Linked DNA regions of Homo sapiens: all the other regions are linked to region 2. A link is an interaction called in ENCODE POLR2A ChIA-PET data of the cell type or tissue named here. Cell type or tissue: B cell. All regions are shown on one strand. Each heading gives the region's core, and the rest is flanking DNA. Links, peaks and the distances in the headings are about the cores only. Region 1 overlaps ARID1B (AT-rich interaction domain 1B). Region 2 overlaps ARID1B (AT-rich interaction domain 1B). Region 3 overlaps ARID1B (AT-rich interaction domain 1B).

Region 1 (4,808 bases), core at 471-4,470, 170 kb before region 2:
CCTATCAGTTCCATCAGTGATCAGGACATTCAGAAAACAGAGAAGGTGCTGGGGCTGACACTGCTGGTGCAAATCCCAGTTCTGTTACTGATTGGTTGCGTGAACTTGAGCAAGTTCTAGACTCTGAGTTCCTGTTTCCTTACCTAACACTGGGGATAACAACAGTGTCCACGTCTCATATGAGAGTGGATTAAATAAAAACGTGCTTTTTTCTAATTCTGGACTTAGCCACCTAATCAGAAGATGAAGAACATTCACAGTCATGAAATTTTGAAGTAACTTATTAGATTAGTAAGATTTCTTAAGAAATTTATTAAGAAGTTTATTAAGTTATGTTTACATGTTTTTTAATGACCCAGGGCTAATTACATACCCCTTTCTTGTTTACACCCCTTACTATAATTTTCTATACTACTATATGTAGAATCCATAAACAACAAGTCAATGTTTCAGTCTTTTCCCTATGTTTAGTAATGTAATCACATATGTACACATATAAATGTTTAGCTGATTTATCATCCCATTATCAACAGCAGCTTTAGTTAGTTCATTAATGATATACAAGGCACGGTTATCCTATAAAAAGAACCAACCCATGTTGGTGGCTGCTGGGACTTCTGATTTATTTTTCTATAGAATTATAAACTTTATAATATATTCAAATCATGATCAAAGCTGAAAATAAGAATAGTGGTCTACAGTTTCAGAACTTTACTAACAAAGGCATATATTCACCCATTTTTTATTTTGAAGCACCTCTTCTATTCACCTCAAATTCTTGTTTATAAGTAGATATAATTTAAAAATAATTATCTTAATTAGACCTGTATAGAAACAAACTCAAGAAAATAAAAGTTACTTAAATTCAGAGGAAAAAACTAAAACCACGGGAAAACAGCGGAAGTGCTTATTGTCTACTATACTGTGAAACAGCTTCAGCATTTCAAATTCTAAGTTACCTTTAAATGAGATAAGCCTAACAAAACAATGAATCTCTATTTGTGCAAAATTAAGATGTAAGAAGTAGAACATAGATATTTGCCATTTGACTAGAGTAAAAAGTTACTCTCAGATCAACCTTGCTAGTCATGATAGTTTTGCGAGACTGCACACTTGTTTCCCTGGGTTGTAGTTTCGCCACATGTACATACAAAAATAAGTTGTTTTCATTTCTGGGTCCCAGTGTATTTAACTCATTTTCCAGTAAGACTGACAAATTTGTGCTAAGTCAATATTAAGCTTGTAAATTTAATTTCGCTTAAGAGAAGGCAAAGCATACAAGTATAAAGAATTAGTAGGAAAAAAAGTACAGAAAGATAAAGGATCATTAAAGATCATCACTAAAAGGAGCGGCGACATACACAGGACACACACTCCAGCAGGCTCAGAAATGTTCTGTGCATTTGCCAAGAGGGTGCCATGTGTTACCACAGTGACTTAGACACTTGAGTTACCTTTCCCAGTGCTTACAAAAACAGGAAGAAACACCAATTGTGAATGCGTTTAAAAACCTAACGCTGAATACCTAGACCTTTATGAAATAAGGTAATTCTGGCCGAGCACAGTGGCTTGCGCCTGTAATCCCAGCACTTTGGGAGGCCGAGGCGGGCAGATCACAAGGTCAAGAGATCGAGACCATCCTGGCCAACATGGTGAAACCCCGTCTCTACTAAGAATTCAAAAATTAGTGGCACGCGCCTGTAGTCCCAGCTACTCAGGAGGCTGAGGCAGGAGAATTGCTTGAACCTGGAAGGCAGAGGTTGCAGTGAGCTGAAATCGCACCACTGAACTCTAGCCTGGCGACAAAGCGAGACTCCGTCTTGGAAAGAAAAAAAAAGAAGACAGAAAAAAGAAAGAAAGAAAGAAAAGAAAGAAGGAAGGAAGGAAGGAAGGAAGGAAGGAAGGAAGAGAAAAGAAAGAGAAAGAGAGAGAAAGAGAGAGAAAGAGAGAGAAAGAAAGAGAGAAAGAGAGAAAAAGAAAGAAAGAGAAAGAAAGAAGGAAGGAAGGAAGGAAGGTAGGTAGGTAGGAAGGTAGGAAGGAAGGAAGGGAGGGAGGGAGGGAAAGAAAGAAAGGAAGGAAAGAAAGGAAAGAAAGAAGGAAGGAAGGAAGGAAGGAAGGAAGGAAGGAAGGAAGGAAGGAAGGAAAGAAGGAAGGAAGGAAGGAAGGAAGGAAGGTAGGTAGCTTTTGGAATTCAAAAATATACTTGCCGACTTCCAGATAATGAAGCAGTAAAAAGAAATGTCCCATCCTGGGTAACAAGGTGAAACCCCGTCTCTACTAAAAATACAAAAAATTAGCCGGGCGCGGTGGCGGGCGCCTGTAGTCCCAGCTACTCGGGAGGCTGAGGCAGGAGAATGGCGTGAACCCGGGAAGCGGAGCTTGCAGTGAGCCGAGATTGCGCCACTGCAGTCCGCAGTCCGGCCTGGGCGACAGAGCGAGACTCCGTCTCAAAAAAAAAAAAAAAAAAAGAAATGTCAAATTTCCCATTTTTAATTATATGTATAAACACTTCAGTATAGATCAGCAAAAGCTAAAAGCATCTATTACTGTGAAAGTCACTGGATTGTTGAAAAAAATTTTCACTGTTGTTTCAACTTATTAAATTTAAGGCTATGAGGTCAGGAGCAGTGGCTAACGCCTGTAATGCCAACACTACTCTTTGGGAGGCCAAGACCAGGGATCACTTGAGGCGAGGAGTTCAAGACCAGCCTGGGCAACATAGTTAGACCTGCATTTTTATAAAAAATTAGCCAGGCATGGTGGCACATGGCTGGCGGGAGCATCGCTTGAGCCTGGGACGTTGAGGCTGCAATGAGCCATGATCGCGCCGCTGCACTCCAGCCTGGGCAACAGAGTGAGACCCAGTCTCAAAAAAAAAAAAGTTAAGGCTACAAAAGGAACCTGTTAGGTTGGCCACAGAACAAACACGGAAGCTTCACACAGCAGGGCAGACTATGAGAGCTGCTGGCTACACTAATCTTCTATAACGTTGCTGCATACTCAGTAAGTATGAAGGATTATGAAAATGAGCTCCTAAGAACTGACCCTACAGGTCTATTAAAAATGCAATGAATATTCCACATGTATGCTGGGCATTAAATAAAAAATGAAAAATTCACAAGACAACCATATGTTAAATACTGTAAATAATACTGAATTAGGTTCTATTTAGAATAATTTCTTTTAGTAATTTTTGGCAGATACAGAAACATAAAAAATTTATTAGGGTTATAAACTTGAGTTGTATCAAGTATTTATAAAGTATTAATTTAATTTTCTTCATATATTTATGAATGTAAAATTGTGCTACATTTGTAACCTCAGAAACTTTGCTTTTGGTAGCATTACAGTGTCATCTTACCTGTCATTACTGTACAACTGGTAGACTGTGCTTTTGAAATGTCAAGCATATAGGATAAAAAAATGGTAAAATATATATATGTATATATAAATAATCCAACTTGGTTTCAAGCCAAAGATGTAGCACATGGAGGAGTCACGTGAGGGTCATCACCAATACCTGGTGTTCTGTAATAGTTTCTACCAACCTTCCTATCCTCCCAAACTGACTTCCGAAGTAACTGATGGCACCTACCCTATACTTCTACACCTCTATATGAAAATGAAATCAGAGTTCTCTAATAAGTGTCTCCTAATTTACTCAAAATTTAACAAATTTAAAAATTATCACCAAATATGTACAAAAGGCAAATGCCTCCCAATTTACTCAAAATTTAACAAATTTAAAAATTATCAGGAAATATGTACAAAAGGCAAGTAATTTGATCGACAATTCAGGTCTGGAAGATTATAATTTTTAAAAATCTGTAATTCTTCCTCTTGTGTTCTCTATCTCAGGGTGACACCATATTGTCCCTGGACTCATCTTGAGCTCCTCTTTTCCTACTCTGCATACCCCAGCAGGCACCAGACCCTGCACACTGCGGTTGCCAGTCCTCTGCCCTCTGACACTGCTTCTACTATGCCAGCTCAGGCCTGTGTTCACTTTTACTGGGTCTATTCAACTGCTTTTGACTGGTCTCTGGTTAATCCGTCCTCCAAAAAGTGGCCAAAGTCATCTGTCTAAATTGCAAATCTGACCACTACCTGGCTTAAAATCTTTTAATAGCTTACCATTTTTTATAGGAGAAAGTTATCTTTAACCTCTCCAGTCTCAGATCTTGCCACACAGACAGAAACTTAACTACTTTTAGCTTCCTCAGATATTTTTCATGGTGGCTGTTCTACCCGAAAATAGCTCTCATTTCTCCTGCCCTCCTTTCTTGCCTCAGTATAACCTAAGCCCTCAAAACTCAGCCCAGGGATCCACCTCCTAGAAAGCCTTCCCATTCTCCACTCCACCCGACTCGCAGCCTCTGGCATGTTTCTTGCATGGATACAGCTACCCTGTGGGATGATTTATCTGCTTATAGGCTTAGATCTGTCAGCTGGTCATGAGGTCCTCACGGGAAGGAGCTGGGTTTTCAATCCGGTTGTAACTGGACGGTAGGGGTTCTGTCTGAAGCGGGGACGTTTAATAAATCAATGAATAACACTGGAGCTATGAACTAAATACAGCACTCTGATAACATCTTACATTTCAGTAGCCCCAAACTGGGGCAAAATTTAAGCAAATCTTGTGCTATGCCGAATTGAAATTTAAAAGTCAATTACTGCTAAACGAAACTCTTGTTTTCCTGTATTGTTTCTTTCTACACAACAAAGAAGGTAATGAAAATACTACCACAGTCTAATCTTAATCACAATAAGAGAAATCTTAAACTTGTGAAGATTTTTAAACCTCAGTG
Region 2 (4,808 bases), core at 541-4,540:
TTATATAAAAATGTCTCTCATCCAAAAATTCACATGCAAATTTCAAATTCAAAAAACCATTCATTATTCGCTTTTATGGCCAGATGTTGAGGCAACAGAAGATGAATGAACTATACCAAAAAACACGATGACCTATGACAGAGAGACAAAAAAAATTTGTTAATCTCGTCTTCGAAAGAAGTGTCATTAGAAAAAACAGCTAAAAGTATTAAATCTGAAAATTTGGCCTCTTCTGACACACACTTGGTAACAGACTTCCAAATCTTTAAATTCCTTTGAAGAAATATACAGACAATGCACATACAATATAGCAATTAAAATGAAATCAAAAGTTTCAACTGATGACCAAGAAAATTTAACGCTTTAGAGGCAAAAAAAACAAATTCATTTTTTTTTAAATCAGAAATGTTTTACAAATCATCAAATGCCTCTTCCTTCACTCACTTAAAATTACATACCCAAATAAACCCTATTCGTACTTGGTCTGTCACTTCTTTTATATTGTAATGATCTTGCTGAATTCTTCTTTCACATTAGCAAAACAAAGTACCGTTAAGTGTTATTAAAAATTGACAAAAATTGTCTCTAAATCCTATTTCTAAAAAACATTTAAAACAGTTCTAAGTAGTTTCACAAGAATACCTATTGTTTTGTTTTGTATTGTCTTAAATCTGCTATGGTCTGAACATTTGTGTCCCTCCAAAATTCATATGTTGAAATCTAAACCCTCCAGGTGATGGCATTAAAAGGTGGGGCCTTCGGGAGGTGACTAGGTCATGAGGGCACAGCCCTCATGAATGGTACTGAAGCCCTTAGGAAGAACAGTCAGCTGGCCACCCCCTTCCACCATAGGAGGACACAGCCCAATGGCACAGTCCCGGAACCAGGAAACAGGCCCTCGCCAGACACTCAATCTGCCAAGCATCTTGATCCCAAACTTCCAGCCTCAAAAACTGTGAGAAATACATTTCTGCTTTTTATAAGCCACCCAGTTTATGGTATTTTTGTTATAGCAGCCTGAACAGACTAAGATAAACCCTTTCAGCATTTCTGTCTTCTAAAGCCATTTCTTTATCACAGGAGGTTTAAATCCTTAATATTTATCCTCATGTGATAACAATACAATAGAAGCACCCACATATATCAGTGATGACAACCAAGGAAACACCAATTCCTCAATTCTCTTTCCAGGGAGGAAGAAGAATGATTGAGCTTCTTTTATAATTCACACTTTACCTAAATAGTTCAACAAATACAAAATAAAGACCACGTGGAAAACTGATCCAAAATAATGAATCAGACGTTTGTGCACAGCTCGGTACTGAGGCAAGCATTCACCTGGCAGCCTGCTACAAGGCTTTCCTCATAGAAAGGTAGGATGGAAATGACCCATCCATCAATCCCCACTGTGAGGAAGAGCGCTAGGGACAGGAAGGCACTGGGACAGTTTGGAACTGCAGCAGCCATGCTCAATGACAAGGTGCATAACTGACGTGAATACAGCAACTCGTTTCGGACATTAAAATTATTTCTGAAACAAACATTTGCTTTCTCCACCTGCCTTTTTAAAGAAAGCTTATTTGATCGGTAGAGGAGCTGTATTTTGAACTCCAATGAACAGCCTGAGATTTAAAGGGCAGGGCATGTGAAGAGCAGCTTGAGATCTGTCGGACCACTTCTAAGGTAAAATGACATTTTTTAAAAGTCACACCAGAAGTATATTCTCTGTCTTATTCTTAACCTGAAAAGCAGGCCTAAAGGAAACCAAAAGTATCTTCAAAGTTATTTTAAAACTTCAAAATAGTACATTCACATACCGTTCAAATGTAACCAAATGAAAAAAAAAATTAATCAGGTGGTATTCCTAATAATGACACCACCCAGATACTTTTAAAAACATTCAAATAAAGGATCAAATATCCCAATAAAATACAATCACTAGGTCAGCTTTCCACAGGAAACAGTGTACTTATCATGCCTCTCACATTATTTGTGGGAGGAAACATCCCTTTCTCCCAGCTCAGTTTATGCCCAAGGAAATGGATTCCGGCACTCAGCCTGGCTCTTCCTATGTCCTCAGCAGTGAGGGTTCTTATTGCTGCCATCCACACAGCTCTGGCCAGGGCTCCCAGCACAGGACTGCCGCCAGTACCTAACTGCCTATGGTGTTTGCACCATCTTTTCCATGGAGGAGCCTCAAGCCACTTTAAAACTTTGATTTTAACATCCAGCAATATGATTTTCTTTGCTACCCTTTAGTAGGTCCAGATATGTCATGTGTACACCTCTTGTTGGTTGTCAAAGATGAAAACCGTCTGTCAGAGTATGCAATGGATGGCTGAAAGACAGGTCACAGAAGACTCCAAGGAAAATACACAAATAGCATTATAATAAGCCAGCACTGTGCCAGGCCATGTTAAAGGGAGCTATTCATGTACAGGGAAAAACTGTGGTCACAAGTAACTTTCCTATGTCTGTACAGAAAATAAAATGCACTAAATCACACTTAAACGAAGTAACTTCCATGATGCTTGCAAAATCAACTGAGTTTTTCAACGTTTCCAAGTAGTATAAACCATTCAAAAGAACTCGTGTAGACAGTTCTTGTAGCTGTTAATTACATTTTAATGTCTGTGACAATTCTGTTTATGTATTAGACAGACAGTAACCCACAGCCATGAACATATTAACATAAATTACAAAGGTATTTATAAAGTAGCACACAACAGCAGTCAGACCCACAAATGTAAACGAAACCAAACTGTTTTCATTTTATGACTCACATATTTTTAACCTAAAGAGACTCTGGATAAAGACAGCAGATTCAGCACTCACATCTAGTAATAAAAATGGCAGTACTGTTTGCTTTTTGCTTGCCTGCTTTTTGTTTATTTTTATAAAACAAACCCACAAGAAGAGGAACAAAAACAGCCAAAAATTTTGGAAGCTAGAAACAGATGGACAAATAGTAACTAACTTACCCAACCTGGAAAGGTTAAGTCCGACACCCAGCTGACAAGGCAGAACCATCCAAAGGCTCGGCGATTGGTGGCAGCAGACACCTCCGAGTATAGTGTGGCGGTAGATGGGGTGACTAAGAAGCACTCACTCTCCCACTAAGCACAGCTCCTCCTTCACCCTGGCAGATGCCCAGAGATTTCCTCCTCGTAGAAGAGCAAAAGAGGGGCTCCTCAGAACCACTGCTGCAGAAGTACCACAGCAGTATCCACAGAATCCCCCAGCACAATCAACCTTGCCAACAGACCTCTTTCTGTGGTAAACCTGAGGCTGGACCAATAAGAAAGGTCTAAATACAGCCAGGATGGGAGTGGGAATGTCCCAGATTTCCCTAAGGAGCCCACCAAGGTCCCCACAGTAGTTCTTATGATGAACAACTGGCCAGGCAACCAATAATTACTTGGGGAAAGACTTTAACATAAAAATAGGGACCAAAACAAACAGAAAAGGGCAAGTTAGACGACAAGGAAACTATGCAAAACAGAGTACAATCAGTATCTCAAAGAGGTAAGAAAAAATAATCTACCCTCAAATAAGAACAGGAGTCTTTTACAACAAAACAAAAAAGAATTAAGAAAAGGAAAAAGGAGGAAGGTGGAGGGAAGGAGGGAAGGAGGGAAGCAGTCTTAGAGGAACAGAAAGAGCTCCTGGAAATTAGAAATATAATTGAAATGAAAAACTTTTCTAGAAAATGGAACAAAAAGGAAAAGACATGAAAAATAGAAGAAGAGATAAAGTTAAAAGTCTAGTATGAGATGATGAGTTCTAGAAAGAGAGAAGAGTAAAAATGAAGGAGAACAGGGAGATAAAAAAAACTTAAGAGCTTTTCCATAATTGAGCCAGAGTACGTGGGGAAATGAACTAAAATGGACTGAGACAAAACTAAAGACCAAAAGAAGGTCCTACAACATTAGGGGCTGAGGGAAGAGAGTCACATGCAAAGGATTAGGAAACAAGAAGCAAGAATGGCTTCAAACTTCACAACAGCAAGACTGGTGGTTAAGACAGTTGAGCAAGTGCTTCAGAATTGTGAAGGAAAGTGATTTCCAGAATTCCATTCTCAATCTATAAGTCATGCATGAGGGTAAAATGTCTTTTATTTTAAAGACATTTTCAGACATGTGAGATCTTAAAAATTTGGTCTCTTGAACCATTCTTAAGAAAGCTACTGAAGGATTGGCTCCACCAAAACAAGAAAGACACAGAATCCAGGAAACCAAAGATCCAACACAAGAAAGTGAAGGGAAACTCCAAGTAAAGGAAAATCCCAGGGTAATAGTTGAACATCAGCAGAAAGTGAATCCAGAGAGACTGGAGCAAGCCAGAAATCTCTAGGATAGGAAGTCCTCTAGAAGATAAAACTGATGACATAACTGATGGATCTAAACATCTTACAAGGAGAGACAGACAGTTATAACCGATTGAGATTCTAAAGGGGAGTGCATGGTAAGTTTATATAGAAAATTTAAAAAAAATTATTTACGAAAAACAAAGAGCTGTGTAGAAAAGGAAAACAACAGTTTATGACATGGCTCATTTCTGAATAGTGTTTCCCCACCCTTCATAATGTAAATACCAGACTGATCAAACCACAATTCCGGCAAGTCTACACTAGGAGGATGAGAGAGGATAAAGGGTCATGCTTGTGGTGAGGGCCAAGTGAGAAGGGAGTACTAAATCATCATCTTCCAGCGGGGACAGCAACAGACAAAGCCTAAAACTTCAAGGAGCAATGTAAGAATGTGATTCTAGACATGAAGGTATCCTCAAAGAGCAGCTACAAGGGTTGA
Region 3 (4,808 bases), core at 350-4,349, 54 kb after region 2:
ACAGTGGCATGCTACTTGTCTACTGCCAGCCATTTCAATTTCCCATACTCTTCTTTTCTTAGACTTTCTAATAAAAAAGCCATGACCAGAAATTTTAGGAATTTACAATGGAGACACAAAGTATATCCACTTTAGGTATACTCAAAACACGTAAGCACGCAGTCTTTCAACAATATTTGAATATTATTGTTACATACACACTTTTATATTGAATTTCTTGCTCACTATTTAATATTTAATAGTCTATTGATAATTGATGGGTCTTCACCTAAAAACCTGTCATCACAATTAACGGAGATTAGGCTAAAAAGCATTTGTTGTATTAAAAAAAAAATGAGGAGTACAGAACAAGGGATGAAAGGGGATTTTTAATAGTTATTGAGTATTATCCTCCCAAAAGTGAGACGGCATTGCCTACAACATCCTATTTCAAGTGCACCCACATAAACATCAAACTAGCCAAAGATTCTACTTTTCTTTACCATCAATCTGCCTTCTCAGAAAGATGCCCAATTCTACACAGGTCCCTAAATCTTGGGACCCCATCTCTCCCGCAAGCTCATGGTTGCATTTCCCACATCCTCAACATTAACTAAAAGCAGGATTGACCACGCCAAGCCAATTTGTTTTCAAAGGCATAATATAACTTCCAGAATATAGAGGCGGGCAGGCTTAAAACAACCCCCATTTGCTGCAATCCAATTCCAAACACAGCCTCTTTTAAATAAGACACCTTGAACTTAAAAGAAGTCCCCTGTGGAGACCAGATGTACTTTACATTGGTGCTTTTGTTTTTGAGACAGGGCCTCTCACTCTGTCACCCAGACTGTAGTGCGGTGGCAATCATGGCTTACCCGGCTCAAGTGATCCTCCCACCTCAGCCCCCATAGTAGCTAGGACCATAGGCGCGTGCCACCATGCCCAGCTAAGTTTTGTTGTATTTTTTGTAGAGACGGGGTCTTGCCATGTTGCCCAGGTTGGTCTGGAACTACTGGGCTCAAGTGATCCTCCTACCTCAGCCTCCCAAAGTGCTGGAATTACAGACGTGAGCCACCACTCCAGATGTATTAATATTTTACATTCCTTTCAGTACATGGAATTTTGATTCTTACGTATTCCTTTAAAAATAAACATCACCTTGTAAATTTACTCTATTATCTTGTGACCAAAGGCATTTTGTTTGCTGGCACACTGTACCCACTCTCGTGGTGCAGGCTACCGTGAAGAATCCACAGCGCGGGAGCATGAAGGCAGGGTCTGACCAGCGCACACATCCTTGAGATGGGGTCTGGAGGGCAGGCCCCTCCTGAACTTCTCGTGCTATTCCACTGCAAAAAAAACAGCAACAGCTCCCAGTTCTTGCTTGGCTCACAAGGATGCCCTAAGTATTGATAAGGTAATGTCTGCAAAGCGCTGTAAGCTCTGGAGAGAAAGGTCTTATGAAAGCCTAATATATGTCTAGGGTCACTCCTTAAGTGACACAAACTGGAATCATTTTGGAGAACAGGGTTCGACAAATTCAAATGCATATCAGTTTAACCCTGTCATTTAAAAAGAATCATATAAAGGGAAGACAGAATATTCTCTTACACATGTGCAAAGGTAGTGGAGACACAACACCGCACCTGAACACTTAATTCTAACTTCACTACTTCCTGTAACAGGATTCTACAGTATATCAGAAATTGTTTAGAGCAGTAATTCTCAAGGGTGAAAATGAATGAATGCTACATAAATAAGAACGAGGGTTACAAGGAGGGTCCGGTTAAAATACACACCCAGGATAGCCTGAGCGCAATGGCTCGCGCCTGTAATCCTAGCACTTTGGGAGGCCAAGGCAGGCAGATTGCCTAGCTCAGGAGTTCGAGACCAGCCTGGGCAACATGGTGAAGCCCCATCTCTACTAAAATACAAAAAAAAAAAAAAAATTAGCAGGGCGTGGCAGCATGCGCCTACAGTTGTAGCTACTCGGGAGGCTGAGTCAGGAGAATTGCTTCAACCTGGGTGGCAGAGGTTGCAGTGAGCCAAGATGGTGTCACTGCACTCCAGCCTGGCAACAGTGCGAGACTCCGTCTCAAAAAAAAAAAAAATATATATATATGTATGTATATACATACGTATGTGTGTATATATATATGTATATACATACGTATGTGTATATATATATGTATATACATACGTATGTGTATATATATGTATATACATACGTATGTATATACATACACACACACACACACACACACACACACACACACACACACACACCCAGGATTATAATTTTCTATTTGGAAAAGAAAGGAGGAAAGCTTTTTTTTTTTTTTTTATAACATACCACATGAAAGTGGAGCTTGATAAAATAATCTCAACTGTTGAGGATCTGTAGGAAAAGTCGAGCTTGTCCCATCAAGGGAGATGGGGGCTGCGGGCCTGGTCTTTTGGGAGGAGATACTGAAAGGTGGAAGGGGTGTAAGGAAACTTACATTTTCAAAAGAAGGCATGAGTTAGAAAGGATTGAGAAACAAAGATTTAGATGAAAGAGGAAACACATTACCTCAGAGGCCATGCCCATTCATTTATTTGTTCATTCAACATTGTTTAAACTGAAAAAATATTAATGTACAAGGCACTATGAAAAAGATAAGCAGAGGTATAAGAAGGTCCTTGACTTTAAGAAACAGAAGAAACAAAAGATGTATACAAATAATACACTGCAAAAATAAGCTTATAAATACTATAGGACAGAGGCTTATAAATGCCACTGTCCTATGAGTTCAGGGGAGAGTAACCACTTCTTTCTTGAAGAAATGGAAGGATTCATGGGGAATTCTTCATTTAAGGTAGATAATAATTAAAAAAAGAAATCAGCCTGGGCAACATAGCAAAACCAAAAAATACAAAAATTAGCCAGGTGTGGTGGCACATGCCTGTAGTCCCAGCTACTCATGAGGCTGAGGACAGAGGATCACTTGAGCCTGGGAGGTTGAGGCTGCAATGAGCTGTGATCATGCCACCACACACCAGCCTGAGCGACAAAGGAAGACCCTGTTTCAAATAAGAGAGAGAGAGAGATGCAGAAATATCAAGGCACAAATACAGCAACAACAGACAACATTTAATGAGCACCTCCTGTGCCCTCGGCACACTATAGGTGATTTACACACAGCACAACCAATGCGAACAAAAATCCTGCAAAGTAGTTAATGTTGCCAACCACTATTTTAGTTGAAGGAAATCATCTCCTAGAGTAGGTAATTTGCCCAAGGTCATATTATAATATAAGGGTCATGATGCTTTTTGGGGAAGGCATCTATATATATACCCCAACTGATATCCCTTGAGATAAGCAGAATGTAACTAGAAGACTTTCTTAGCCTGCTACAGAATGAATTGTGTCCCCCACCAAAATTCCTACATCAAAACCCTAATGTCCAATGTGATTGTATTTGGGACTAGCGTCTATGAAGAGGTAATGAAGGTTAAAAGAGGCCATGAGCATGGGTTCTAATCTGACAGGACTGCTGTCCTTATAAGAAGAGAGACCAGGCTTCTGGTACAGGCATGCACAGGCTCTTGCATCCTCTCTCTCCCCCTGCACATGCTCAGAAAGACCATGTGGGCACACAGAGAGGTGGCAGCTACCTAAAAGCCCAGGGAAGAGGCCTCAGAATGAAAACTACCTTGCCAGCACCTTGATCTCGGACTGCCAGCCTCCAGAACTGAGAGGGAGAAATTCTGTCTGGCATTTTGTCATGGCAGCATAAACAGACCAACAGAAACCACTGCTATTTTTATGAATTATAACACACAACCTGTAGTTGGCAGAATTCTAAAATAAATCCATGGGATTTATGCCCCTCGTATCCACACTTCTGTGTAATCCTCTCCTCTTGAGTACGGGTAAGACCTGTGACTGGCATCTAACTAAGAAAATATAGCAAAGGAAGAGACTTTGCCGATATAATTAAAGCCCCTCCTTAATCACATGACATTAAGTTAAAACAGTGGCCTGGATGGGCTTGACATAATCTGGTGAGCCCTTTAAAAGAGGGTCCAGGCCTTCCCAGAAGTTACAGATTCTCTCTCTGCTGGTGGCATTGAAGAAGCAGGCAGATATGAATTCTACAGCCACCAGGAAATAAATTCTGCCAACAGTCTGAGGCGGCCTTCCCCAGTCAAGCCTCTAGATGAGAATGCAGCCCGGCTGACACCTGGATTACAGCCTCTACGACCCCAAGCAGAGTATGGCAGCTAAGCCATGCCTGGACTCCTAACCTCCAGAAACTGACATAATCGATGTGTGTTCTTTTAAGCCACTCAATGTGTTATGCAGCAACAGCAAACTAATCCACAAGCTAATACAAATAATACACATTTCATATAGCTCTTCCTCACTCTTGCCCCTCCCACATAAGACCTGCTGCTGTGCAAAATATTGGTGTTGGTGCTCTCACATTCTCCAGAAGCCTGAAGACACACGATTCCAGAAGTTATTGGGGGCTGATTCCTCATCTTTCAGGCCTTGACTCAAGGATCACCTTCTATATCAAGTTTGTCTTGAAACCACCAGGCAAAATGAAAATGATCAAGAGATCAGAGACCCCTGAGGAAACCTGTGTTCTAAAATTTAGAAGGTTTGGTTGCCATTGTCTGTTTATGTGTCTTCTGGACACCAGAGGCTGTGAAATAGCAAGAGAGTTTACAAACCAAAGGAGAACACCCCTCTCGCTTTACAAGGAAGACAGAATGAGAGCAGGAATCCAACGCAGCTCCAGGAGCTGAGGCAAGTTCCTCAACCTCCCAGGCCTCAA

What was found. Peaks named below come from ENCODE experiments on the same cell type or tissue, not always from the same donor. Only the 100,000 strongest peaks of a DNase experiment are listed, where the experiment ranks them.
Region 1: POLR2A ChIA-PET joins it to region 2 with 5 read pairs; 2 of 35 experiments call an interaction of 5 or more read pairs at or near these places.
Region 3: POLR2A ChIA-PET joins it to region 2 with 8 read pairs; 8 of 35 experiments call an interaction of 5 or more read pairs at or near these places.

What each region holds. Positions count from the first base shown.
Region 1 is chr6:157,036,983-157,041,790 of GRCh38, reverse strand. All of the region lies in intron 4 of ARID1B (AT-rich interaction domain 1B), which reads right to left. Among named protein-coding and RNA genes, the nearest start is that of MIR4466, 260 kb to the right of the region's middle. In B cell, for the core only: no CTCF peak of the experiment used is centred there; no DNase peak of the experiment used is centred there.
Region 2 is chr6:156,864,619-156,869,426 of GRCh38, reverse strand. All of the region lies in intron 2 of ARID1B (AT-rich interaction domain 1B), which reads right to left. Among named protein-coding and RNA genes, the nearest start is that of MIR4466, 87 kb to the right of the region's middle. In B cell, for the core only: no CTCF peak of the experiment used is centred there; no DNase peak of the experiment used is centred there; H3K27ac peaks cover 3,028 bases.
Region 3 is chr6:156,810,391-156,815,198 of GRCh38, reverse strand. All of the region lies in intron 1 of ARID1B (AT-rich interaction domain 1B), which reads right to left. Among named protein-coding and RNA genes, the nearest start is that of MIR4466, 33 kb to the right of the region's middle. In B cell, for the core only: no CTCF peak of the experiment used is centred there; no DNase peak of the experiment used is centred there; H3K27ac peaks cover 766 bases.